Regions from separate parts of the Homo sapiens genome. Here regions 2 and 3 are each linked to region 1. A link is a contact called in ENCODE Hi-C or POLR2A ChIA-PET data. All regions are on one chromosome and are shown on one strand. Each heading gives the region's core, a stretch centred on a gene start or an enhancer-like site at or near the end of the contact. The rest is flanking DNA. Distances are from core to core; before and after follow the strand shown.

The links. A loop is a pair of places that touch in the nucleus more often than their neighbours do. ChIA-PET counts read pairs that join two places held with the same protein, here RNA polymerase II (POLR2A). Pooled maps may share reads with other maps.
Region 2: a loop to region 1 is called in a map of chondrocyte, with 2.6 times the contacts of the local background. The contact joins two enhancer-like sites. A Hi-C loop is called at or near these places in 3 of 168 maps with a recorded cell type or tissue (IMR-90, aorta and chondrocyte) and 3 of 50 pooled maps. POLR2A ChIA-PET finds 5 or more read pairs at or near these places in 1 of 52 experiments (activated T-cell).
Region 3: a loop to region 1 is called in a map of ascending aorta, with 3 times the contacts of the local background. The contact joins the promoter of LINC00924 here to the enhancer-like site in region 1. A Hi-C loop is called at or near these places in 3 of 168 maps with a recorded cell type or tissue (aorta, ascending aorta and esophagus muscularis mucosa) and 4 of 50 pooled maps. POLR2A ChIA-PET finds 5 or more read pairs at or near these places in 1 of 52 experiments (GM12878).

What each region holds. Positions count from the first base shown.
Region 1 is chr15:95,264,992-95,268,752 of GRCh38, reverse strand. No RefSeq gene overlaps it. Among named protein-coding and RNA genes, the nearest start is that of LETR1, 60 kb to the left of the region's middle. Within about 2 kb of position 2,197, at least 6 of the 41 ENCODE cell types and tissues checked have a DNase peak (open chromatin) inside an H3K27ac peak, as active enhancers do; they include ascending aorta, where a contact is called at or near this core.
Region 2 is chr15:95,393,570-95,396,970 of GRCh38, reverse strand. No RefSeq gene overlaps it. Among named protein-coding and RNA genes, the nearest start is that of LINC00924, 38 kb to the left of the region's middle. Within about 2 kb of position 2,135, at least 2 of the 41 ENCODE cell types and tissues checked have a DNase peak (open chromatin) inside an H3K27ac peak, as active enhancers do.
Region 3 is chr15:95,431,099-95,434,720 of GRCh38, reverse strand. LINC00924 (long intergenic non-protein coding RNA 924) reads right to left here and starts at 1,628. Exons shown (of 6, transcript NR_027133.1): 1 at 1,542-1,628.

The DNA of each region.
Region 1 (3,761 bases), core at 948-3,447:
TGGAAAAGTTTCAAACAGGGAACAAACAAGGACTGTTGCTTCAGATAGCTCGATCATGGCAATTTAAAAAGTGGCATCTCACAGCCAGGCGCAGTGGCTCATGCCTGTAATCCCAGCACTTTGGAAGGCAGGAGGATTGCTTGAGGCAATTGCAGAGACTGCAGAGACCAGACTGGGTGACACAGTGAGACAGAAAGATTTTAAAAATTAGCCAGATGTGGTGGCATGCACCTGTAGTCCCAGCTACGTGGGAGGCTCAGGCGAGAGATTCACTTGAGCCTGGGAGGTGGAAGGCTGCAGTGAGCTGAGATCACACCACTGCACTCCAGCCTGGGCAACAGAGTGAGACTCTGAAAACAACAAACAAACAAAAAAAAAAAAAACAAACAAAAAAAACCCTCCAGAGTATTGATATAAAATTGTGGTCTGCCAAGAAGTCCACAAAAGGGCTGCTATAGAATTAACAAGGAGAGATAGAAGGAGGTCAATGCTTCAGACAGAGAAGTAAAAAAAAAAAAATTCTCTGGGGAAGTGATTTATACACTGAGATCCCGTGGCTGAGGAGGATCTAGCTAAGGGAGGCATGGAGGAAGAACATAGTGGCCACCATGTGCATACGAGGTCATGAGGTGGGAAGTGCGTGCAGAGACTTCTTGAGTAATTGCCAGAAGTTCTTGTGGCCATAGCCCAGGAAGAGAGGACCCAAGACTGGGGAATGATGGAGTGGCACATACATGTTGGGCTGGGCCTGGAGGACCGATGAGCTAGGGCCTGGCCATGGAGGGGAAAACACAGGACCTAAGGTAGATCTGCAGCTATATGGCTTCAACAGAGTGGTGTGTAAAATGCAGAAGCCAGGAAGACGTGGGGGTGGGGCCAGGTATGGTGTGTAGGGCATGGGGATGAGAAGAGTCAAGATGCCCTGTGTGGATCTGTTAATTCCAAATAGAAGTTGTGAGACCTCCAGGGCTCTCCACTTCCTCTCTCTGTCCTCCTTCCTCCCACATTTATTGAGCAATAGGGGATGGGAGACAAAAACTAACAGGATTCTGGTTAGGAAGATCACAGCCTCCTGGAGGTGGATGTGGAAACACAGAGGAGTAAATCAATAACCACAGCGTGGTGAAAGCTACGTAAAGGGACCCAGGGAGCAATGAGAGGACAGCTCCTCTCTCTGTCGCATAGACTGAAAGGGCTTATTGCAGTGAAAAGCTAGTTATAGAACTAAGTTAGTGATAGAAACTAAAGCTAGTTATAGAAACTAAGGGATATGGATCCTGTATCAGGTTGAGAAAAGGGGAAGGGAATTTAAAGCAGCTGGAAGTGTAACAGTGGAAAGACTTACAGTTGTGAGAGGAGAAAATCGACACAAGGCAAGTTAGGTAGCTCTGAGTGGCCAAGACACAGAGTGCCTTCAAGGAAGGGGTAGAGTAGTCAGGAGCCTTGAGGTCTATGCTTAGGCACTTGGTCTTAATCCTGCAACCCAAGGGTTACCACAAGGTGTGCATGAAGACAAACATCAGGCAGCAGGCAAGAGGAAGATATGGGGTGGTGAGAGGCAGGAGGCAACATCCATGAACCAGAGTCCAAACTCAAGATGCTAATCCCTGAGCTGTAAAGATGATTCCAGAATCTGTGATGTGAACTCCCAGGGATGGTGGGCTGTGGCCCATAGTAGCTCATTCTCACTAGAGGCCAATGATGGTTGGGACATACTGTCAGATCTTATAGCTATTTAAGGATGAGGGAGAAAATAACGAGGATGGTTGTTTTATTAGTCAACGCTAAGTCTTGGATTAAAACATACTTCGGACTCCTATTTTTACCGACTATGTTGCACACCCTGTTTTGGCACTTTGTGCTTTTTAAGATCCAAGATAAATAGACAAAACTCTCTTCAAACCTTTATCCCCAGATGAGACCTGCTAACAGAGTCCTAGATGGTAGAGGATGATAAATTTGCATTTTTCTAGTAGTCATGTTAACATTCTTCAAATATAAATATCACCACTTTTATAAGCTAAAATAAGCATTTATAGTTTCCTGAAGATTTTTGAATGTGCATCAGCAATTACATTTGAATTATAAAGTCAGCTGAGATGTGAGGCCAGACTGAATTCCAGAGCAGATCCAAGACAGCACATTCGAGTCAAGAGGCTGCAGCTGGCCAAGCCAGGAAGGAAAGGTTCTTTAAAAGGACAAATTGAGCAAGCTGTTGACAACGACCTTACGATTCAGTATTGTTCTGAGATTAGTTTAAAGAGAAAAAGAAAAGATTCCTCAAACCCCAAATCATTTATTAGTTTAGGATACGACTGATCCAGTTCCCAGCCCAGAAACAGAAGTTCAAATTCTGACGCCCTGGGACGTCTGCATGCAAGCAGAATTCAGTTCCAAGACCAGTGGATCCAAGGAAGGAGCGAGATGGATTCCATTTTTACTACAAATTTCAAGGGGGATTACTTCAAAAAGGAAAGAAAAAACATGCTGAGGCAAGAAAACTGAAATCAATACACCCAGGGTGACGGATTCAATTGAAATAAGAAGAAAGTTTATTGGTGTATCAACAACAAATTCCCTTGCTTTAAGATGATATTTTGAGGGAACATAAATCTTATGGACTACTGACGTATCCATAGAGCTACACTTGGGTTGCTTTATCCGGGAGAAATGATAGATTTGTCTCACCATGAGTGCTCACCTGGCTCCTCAAATGCCAATCACAGGCAAGACAGAGGCCAAGGAGAGCTTGTTAGTTTCTTAAACCTGTTCAGTTTCTACACAAGGGAAGAAAATAAAATAGTTGTGATGGAGATATATTTGGGGTTTTGTCATTATTATATAAACGAACTAAAAGTCTTCATGTTAATTTTTATTAATTCCCAAATCAACAGCAGAATATTTGGTATTTTGTTTTTAAACTTTGATTTGGAATTCTAAGCAACTGTAACAGTGACTCATCAATAAAAGCAAATATTGATTTGATCAACAAATGTTCTCAACTCTCCACTCAAAAACGATGTTAGTTTGTTTTAATAGGTAAAAACTATTTGCTTTTATGAAGAAATTACAGGTAGTAGATGACCTCACCTTTCAGCCACCCCACAGAAACAGCACATATGGGCCACAAAGTGATTTCAGTTCTTGTGACAGGAAGTCAGAGCTGACGTTAATGCATTTTTGTGCTGTGCCTTCACTAAGTTCCAAGCTAGTGGTCCTACCTTGTAGAGGCTGTCAAGCTCTGTTCAGAAATCAAGGCTTGCCTGTTACAGCAGTTTTATTTTATTTTTACAGCCTTTATTTTCAATGAAAGAGTTTTTTAAAGCACAGGATTAATTTAGAGGACGTGAAAACAGACATAGCTACCAGTCTTTCGTAAGCAGGCATACCCCTGCACAAGGCTTCCTGATAAGTACTTTGATTCCCACAAGATGGCCTTGCTCTTGTTAGAATTAAATTTGGAGGTAACTGGGGCAACATTTGGTGAAAGTCCTGTAAAATAGGTCACCTACCACACAGTGAAAGAGGAGAAGTGACTCAAAGGGTAGCTGGGAGCAAAGGCGTATCACCATTCCGAGAGAATAGGATTTAGTGATTGTTACACAAGGAAACTGTGTCCAAAGACCCTTTCAAAGGGCTTAAGAAAGAAGTCTTTGTTGGTGGGAGTGATTGAATCTACCTCTGCTACCTTCTTTTACACATCACAGTATCCCATGACACACCAAGCACACCGTTTAGGGAGGTGAACGTCATGCGATACA
Region 2 (3,401 bases), core at 886-3,385, 130 kb before region 1:
ACCACTGTCCAGAAATCCAATTCTGTATTTAAGACCGCTTGCCATTGCGAATATCCCAATATTTTACCTAAAGCTGAACTCTTCTTAATATAAAACCTTTCCTTCTGGTTGCTTTATCTGAGAGATTTTTATCACTGTTTGCCAGGATGAAGGCAGAACGTGATTGTCTGCCAAGACTTTTTCCTCTCCTTTCTCTCCATCTTTCAACAGTTACCAAGCCATGTTCATTTTAATATTGAATTTCCCTCCTTATCTGTCTCCTACCTTGCATCCCTATAGATGCTGTAAAGCAGGTCCACATTTTTGAGACATGTGTGTTGTGTACATTGGAGAAGCGGGGTCTGGACTATTGCAACAAATCTCCCTGTGACTAGCTGCAACCTTCTAGTACACTATTCACTTGACACTCCGAGTATGTCTTTAAAAAACAAACACATTTGTGTCATACCTTCAACAGCTTGTATGTATTGACTATACTTTCAGCATGGTTTTCAAGCCCCTCCTTTAATTATACACTGTTCTCTCCTTTCCAGCTTAAACTCCTACCACTGCCCCATTGTTCAGTCAAACTCAACTACTTGCTATTGTTGATTCATGCTATCTTTCAAATCCCTTTTTTTCCTACCCGCAATGCAGGTTCCAATTAGGGGCTTTTAAATACTGAGTTTAACTAAAAAAGCTTTAAATATGTAAAATAAAAGTAAGTTCAAATAAAGGGAAGACAAATTTATTAAAACTCTCATGAAGAATTAAACAAGCTAACCATATCATGTCAAACGTCTTTCTGCTATCTTATAATCTTTTCATTAATTTTTCCCCATTTTACAAATAGCTTCTGTTGAAAACATATCTTCCTTTCCCTCTCTTCTTAGAGGTATATTCACATTTATTTTTCCATTTGGCAACCTTTCTCCCAATTATATTTTAAAACACCTTGAGTTTGGATATTGCAATAATGAATCCAATTTGGTAAAAAAAAAAATCACTAATAGATTGATTTCTTCAAAATATAACAATGGGGCCAGGCACGGTGGCTCATGCCTGTAATCCCAGCACTTTGGGAGGCCGAGGTGAATGAATCACCCGAGGTCAGGAGTTTGAGACCAGCCTGACCAACATGGTGAAACCCTACCTCTACTAAAAATACAAAAATTATCTGGGCATTGTGGTGGGCGCCTGTAATCACAGCTACTCGGGAGGCTGAGGCAGGAGAATCACTTGAACACGGGAGGCAGAAGTTGCAATGAGCCAATATCCTGCCACTGCACTCCAGCCTGGGTGACAGAGCAAGACTCCATCTCAAAAAATATAAACAAATAAAAATAAAAATAATATAACAATGGATAGTACCATTATGGTGACTTTCATATTTTTCTGTGTGAGTGTATGTATGCATTTACATTTTACAAATTTTCTGTCCTATATATTTATCACATTTTTAATAAGAAAAAATATGTCTAAAATGAAAGAAATTGCCAAGCAGTATACAATTTATAACATGTATTGGAATCTACATGCATGTTCTCTTAGCATAAAACACTTGCAGTTAAGTATTGCTCAATGCAAATGTGAAGACACCTGCCAGTTGAATGGTACCTTAATATAAACCTCCTGGGGATTTGCTGTATTCTTGCCAGATGTAACTTTCAAATTTTCCCTCCAGCCTATATAGCACAATCATTGATGAAACACAGCAGAATCAACCATACGACTTTGGAACTGTCTCAGAATCAGTGTTGATAGAAATATGTTTGACTTAACTCTTTTTAACAAGATTTGAGGAATCTTCCCACATCTCAGTGTGCGTAATTGTAAGGTTTTCATTCTTGGCTGCAAACACACAGGATTTCTCTGTCTTTTCTTTCTTAATCAGTTCCCTGGCTTTGTCTCCACATCTCCCTATTTTTCTCTATGAATACTACTGCTTTGTTTATAGTATAGGTGACAAGACACAAACCAGGGTTTGGAAAGAGTGAGTGTGAAGGGGCTGACTTCAAGTTGCCATTTCAGAAACGTGCTATAACTTCAACATTTGCATCTGGCATTTTGTAGCCTGTAGCCCCCTCATCATATGCTATGTGTGAATTCCAGTCGGATGATTCATTCTGACATGGGAGTTCTTTGCCTCTTTTACTCTACAAAAATGTGAGAGAATGAGAGAGAAGGGTCTCATTCCTTCTAATTTTTCTAAGCAATCTTTATTTTTCCCATAGCTGGGAAAGAGATTTTCCGATGAGAAATGTTGCAGTTATGACTAACAATTCCATGTTTCACAACCGAACTCACTCTTCTTGTTGCTCTTTTTTTTCCGATTTCTCACAATTCAAAGTAAAGTGTGAGATTACTAGTACAATTAAGACTCTGGAAAAAGGAAAACTGCATATTATGGCCTTGATAACCCTTCATGGAGAACAAGGTGCTCCTCTGCCACAGATGCCAATTTTAGAGTTGGATTCAACAATAATAGTGAATAGAAGAAACGCAGGAAAGCAGATACGTGTTTTAAAATCATCCACAACCAGCAATGTTTATCTAGAAACATTAGGCTCTGGCAAGATGTCTTTCATCTCCCCCTTGCATGTATTCCAGTTTGGGCAGGATAGCCTTATCTATTATCTAAGTACTTTTATAACCTTCTTTTGGAAAGGTCTCCCTGGTCACACGTACCTTAAGCTAGAGAGGAAGGCAGCTGATTGCCTATTTTTTTAACTGAAATAGTTTCTGTAGAACAATGCAAATTATATTTATACCATTGCTTGCAAAGATTAAGATAAATGAAGTTGTCACATCCACTGAGATGAACGTTGAAAGTTTCTCTGTTTAGGGAGCAATGCACATATTTCATCATACAGATAAAGCAATGTACAAGAAGTAAAAGTAAAATTGCTAACACATGATCTATCCAGAATTAATTATTTTGAGTTAACATACCAGTATTTGCTATGTAACAGTCTGATACTAAGAAAGTACATAAAAGTCATGAAAATTGTGTCATCCTTAACTTGCAGAGATGCCGTAATAGATAAATATCACTAGGAAGCTTCCACACACAACATATTACCTGTTTCTCCTAATATATTTTTTCAAATCCATAACCTATATTTCCCTTCATTTCTATTGTTGTTAGATTAGAACTTTGCTATTTATTAATAGTCCTCTATTTTGTCTTCCTGCCTCCAGACAAACTACTTCAGCTCTTTTACAATCATCTAATTTCCCTTGTACCTGACTTGATTCAACAAATTCGTATTTCTTTAAATGACTGTGATAAAAAACCCATTTAAATAATCTAAATTTAAAAACGGAATTTCTTGAGTTGTGCAAATGGGGAGTGGGAATGGCTAATACAGATATAGTTCTCAAGCTCATTTAACAGGATATAATCATGACTTTATTACTCT
Region 3 (3,622 bases), core at 379-2,878, 170 kb before region 1:
TACATGGCAATACCAAATGGAATGAATTGAATGGCAAGCACAGGCATAGGAAGAAGGATAGTCCAAGATTACTCATTGGCCTAATAGGAAGAAATAAGAAGTAAAATCAAGCTGTTTTCTGAAACTTGAGTGTGTAGATATAATCAAATGATGATATCTTTTTATATGTAGTATCTGAACATTGATGATCCTTAAAGAAATAGTTGGAATTAAAATCCTTTTCAAAAAGCTATTAAGAAATACTTTTATTGTCTCAATTATGAAATGCCAGTTCATAAACTTATTTCTGATTATTTTTGAGGAATTAATTGTATTGTAAGAATAGGGAAATTATAACATCTTGGAAATAGTCACTTACTACAGATGCCTGAGTTTGTTGGCCAAATATAAATTCTACATCTGGGTTCAAAACCTCAGTTGCACAAAAATAGCATGATTTGACTTCTAAGTAGTGTATGTGTCAGCTGGATAACTATATAAGTAAGCAAAAGGGACTTGGCCAAATAAAGATGACCCAGAGGAAGGAGGAGTATAATCCTGCCTATCTGTGGGCTCTTCCAGTCTCACTTGTAGAAGAGGGTTCTATTCAGAACTTTGGGGGTCATTGATGAGCTTGGGCACACAGAAGATAACCATTGTAAATTTTTTTCTTGGTTAGAAGACAACTTAAATAAATATAATAATAATCTTCAAAATGTTGGTTGTCTGTTGTATGCCATCCTAAAAAGGATTGTTAACAATTATTTTGAGAAGGGCAACTTTTAGCTGTCTGTTTGGAAGAAGGTTCAAATAACTGGAACTTTCCAAAGATAAAATGGACCATTATAGCAGACAATGCATTCCCTTTAACAGGAAATACTTATCTTAACTGTAGGTAATCACTTAGACCCACAGACAAAGAGATCTGGGTATCAGCTGGGAAGAAAAAAATAACAGCTGGTAATTGCTGAGTACTTACTAAATGCCAGGCACTGCTATCTGTACCATCTCATCTATCCCAATAATCAGTCATCCTTTGAGGTTGATTATATTCTTTGTATCTTATGGATATAAACTATAAAGCCAAGAAAATCGCTAATAAATGACACAGACAGGATTGAACTCCAAACTTTTAATAACCATCCTATACTGCTTCTTAAGGAAGTAACAGTGGAAGACTTCCAAGGTCAGATTAAACTCTAATGATCATTGATTTTGGAAGTCACACTTCAAGGGTTTAGAGTAGTGGTCTGGAATTAGACCAGGGTTCAAATCTGGACTGAGTTTACAATGTCATGTGCCAACACTTTTCTTTTGACTTTTCCTCTCTCAGATGCTAACTACAAAAACTGACTTTATTTAAACCAAGATTTATAGAAAAAAAAATGAAGGAGGAAGAAAGGAAGGGGAAAAAGAAACACAGTAATCAGTAGAAGAAACTGAACAAATCCTTACATGGCAAGAACAAATGGAATGAACTGAATGGCAAGTACAGGCATAGGAAGAAGGATAGTTCAAGATTATTCATGATTATTCATTATTCCTAGTTATTAATGACTAACCTTGAGTGATATACTTGAACTCTCTGAAGTTTATTGTCTTCATCTGTAAACTTGAGGTCACAATGTTTCATTCACAGGACTGTAAGAATTAAATAAGATAATGCATACAGCTTTTAAGCACAATGCCTGGCACTAGTTATAACCTTGACAAATCGTAGCTATTTTTAAGTGTTCCAAGACATAAGATATTATTAGAATGGTATTTTGCACTACATGTTGCAATCCTAAATTTTAGCATTAGAATATTTTTAAAAATTTTATTGGGTTTAGACGAGGTTTAAATCCTCTGTGAGAATAACCATTTGATTTCATCCTTCAACTTTTTCTTCAGAAAAATACCAACTAAAAACAAGTGACAATTTTGGAAAAAAATGATAATATGTATAAAAAATATTTAGTATCAAGAGTGAATGAAGACAACTAACTAAAATAGGCAAAGAACAGGTAGTTCACAGAAAAAGAGACACTAATAGTGAATAGATAGGAAATCATGCTCAAACACGTTTTTATTTCTTTCCCAACCCACTGGAAAAATTATTATCATTATCATCATAATTGTAATATCTAACTCCCTCTTTTATTTCTCCTTGGCCTCATATCTTCCTGCAATTACCACTGGGTTTCTCTTTTCCCATTACAGCAAACTCCTCAAAAGATTTACTCATACTCTTTCACTTCTTAACCTCTCTCTTGCTTTTGAATCAATTCAAATGCAGTATTCTCTCTGCCTTTTTCTCAGGGTAAAAGAAAAAGTATGTTTCTTCCAGAGTTGCTGACTGCCATTTTGAAATCATGGATAGAGCTGATTCTACAGAAATCTGAGCAGAAAGGTAAGAGGAAAACTAAGTGCTTAATAACATCATTGGAGAATTCAGTCTGGCTAACTTTGAAGCCTACCCACTTCTAGACATTTCTGTGATCATTTAACCAGTTTGAATTGGGCTTTGTGTTTCCGAGAACACACATGGATGACTAAGTTACCCCCTCTGACAGGGTCTATGGATGAAAATAAATTCCTGTAGAGGAAGAAAACATCTGGCAGCCCCTAAGGAGAAAATTTCTAGAGACAAATGTATTTTGGCATCCCAGAATACCAGTTAGTATTCAGTCCACATAATTCCTGCAGATTTGTATTTAAAGAGCACAGGATAATTCCCATATGAGCCAAGACAACTCACTGAGAGATTCAACCAAGATCGGAAAAGGTTTGTGAAAAGTTGAGTGATAGGCTTCCAAAACCATCAGGAAATGTTTTGAATTAAAATACATGATTTATTTGCTCTAGAATTCAGACTAAAGCAATTTTAAGTCCAAGTTGTTAATTTATAATTGATTTATCAAAAAGTTCTTGCCTTCTCCTTTTTCTCCTGGTTAATTTAGCCAGTATTTAGCCATGACTTGTGTGAGGTGCTGGAGACACAATTATGAATAATTGTCCTTATGCATTATTGCACAATATAATCGGAAGACAAACACAACAAATATGACTTTTATTTATTTTAAGTGAGGTGAATTAATTTTGGGAGATTGATTTGCAAAACCCTAATTAAAGTTCTTTAACCTTCTTCAGAAGAAGACACTGTAAGCCAAATTAATTAAGACAGTTGGCTTCTTTAAGTTACTTATGAATTATTTTTCTCTTGGCTCTTGTTGACCTGGAGATCCAAAGGGAGAGAGATAGAGGTGAGGGAATGGTGACATAAGGCAGCCTCTATGGGGACCAAACAGAGCTGGGGAAACGGGACTACAGGAGGGGATGAGCAGAAACAGAGTCTGGTGAATCTGCAGGGTCAGAGCCGAGATCTGAGACCACTCCACCTTAAGGTGGTTTAAAAAGACTTGTATTCAGGACATGAAAAGTAATCAGCAGAAGCCTGGATAATAAATTCTGTCAGAAACCTTGCCACAGTGCCCATCCTAGGCCGTAACCTCGCCTGTGGGTTGACTGAAGCCATTTTCTCTGCATGCTGCCCCCTGTGTTGTGATAAATAATTTTTACTCAGCATTTCTATATAATTTTTCTTTAGGTACTCTTTCTACACAAATGATGCTTTACATTTCTCAAATAATGCTTATATAAT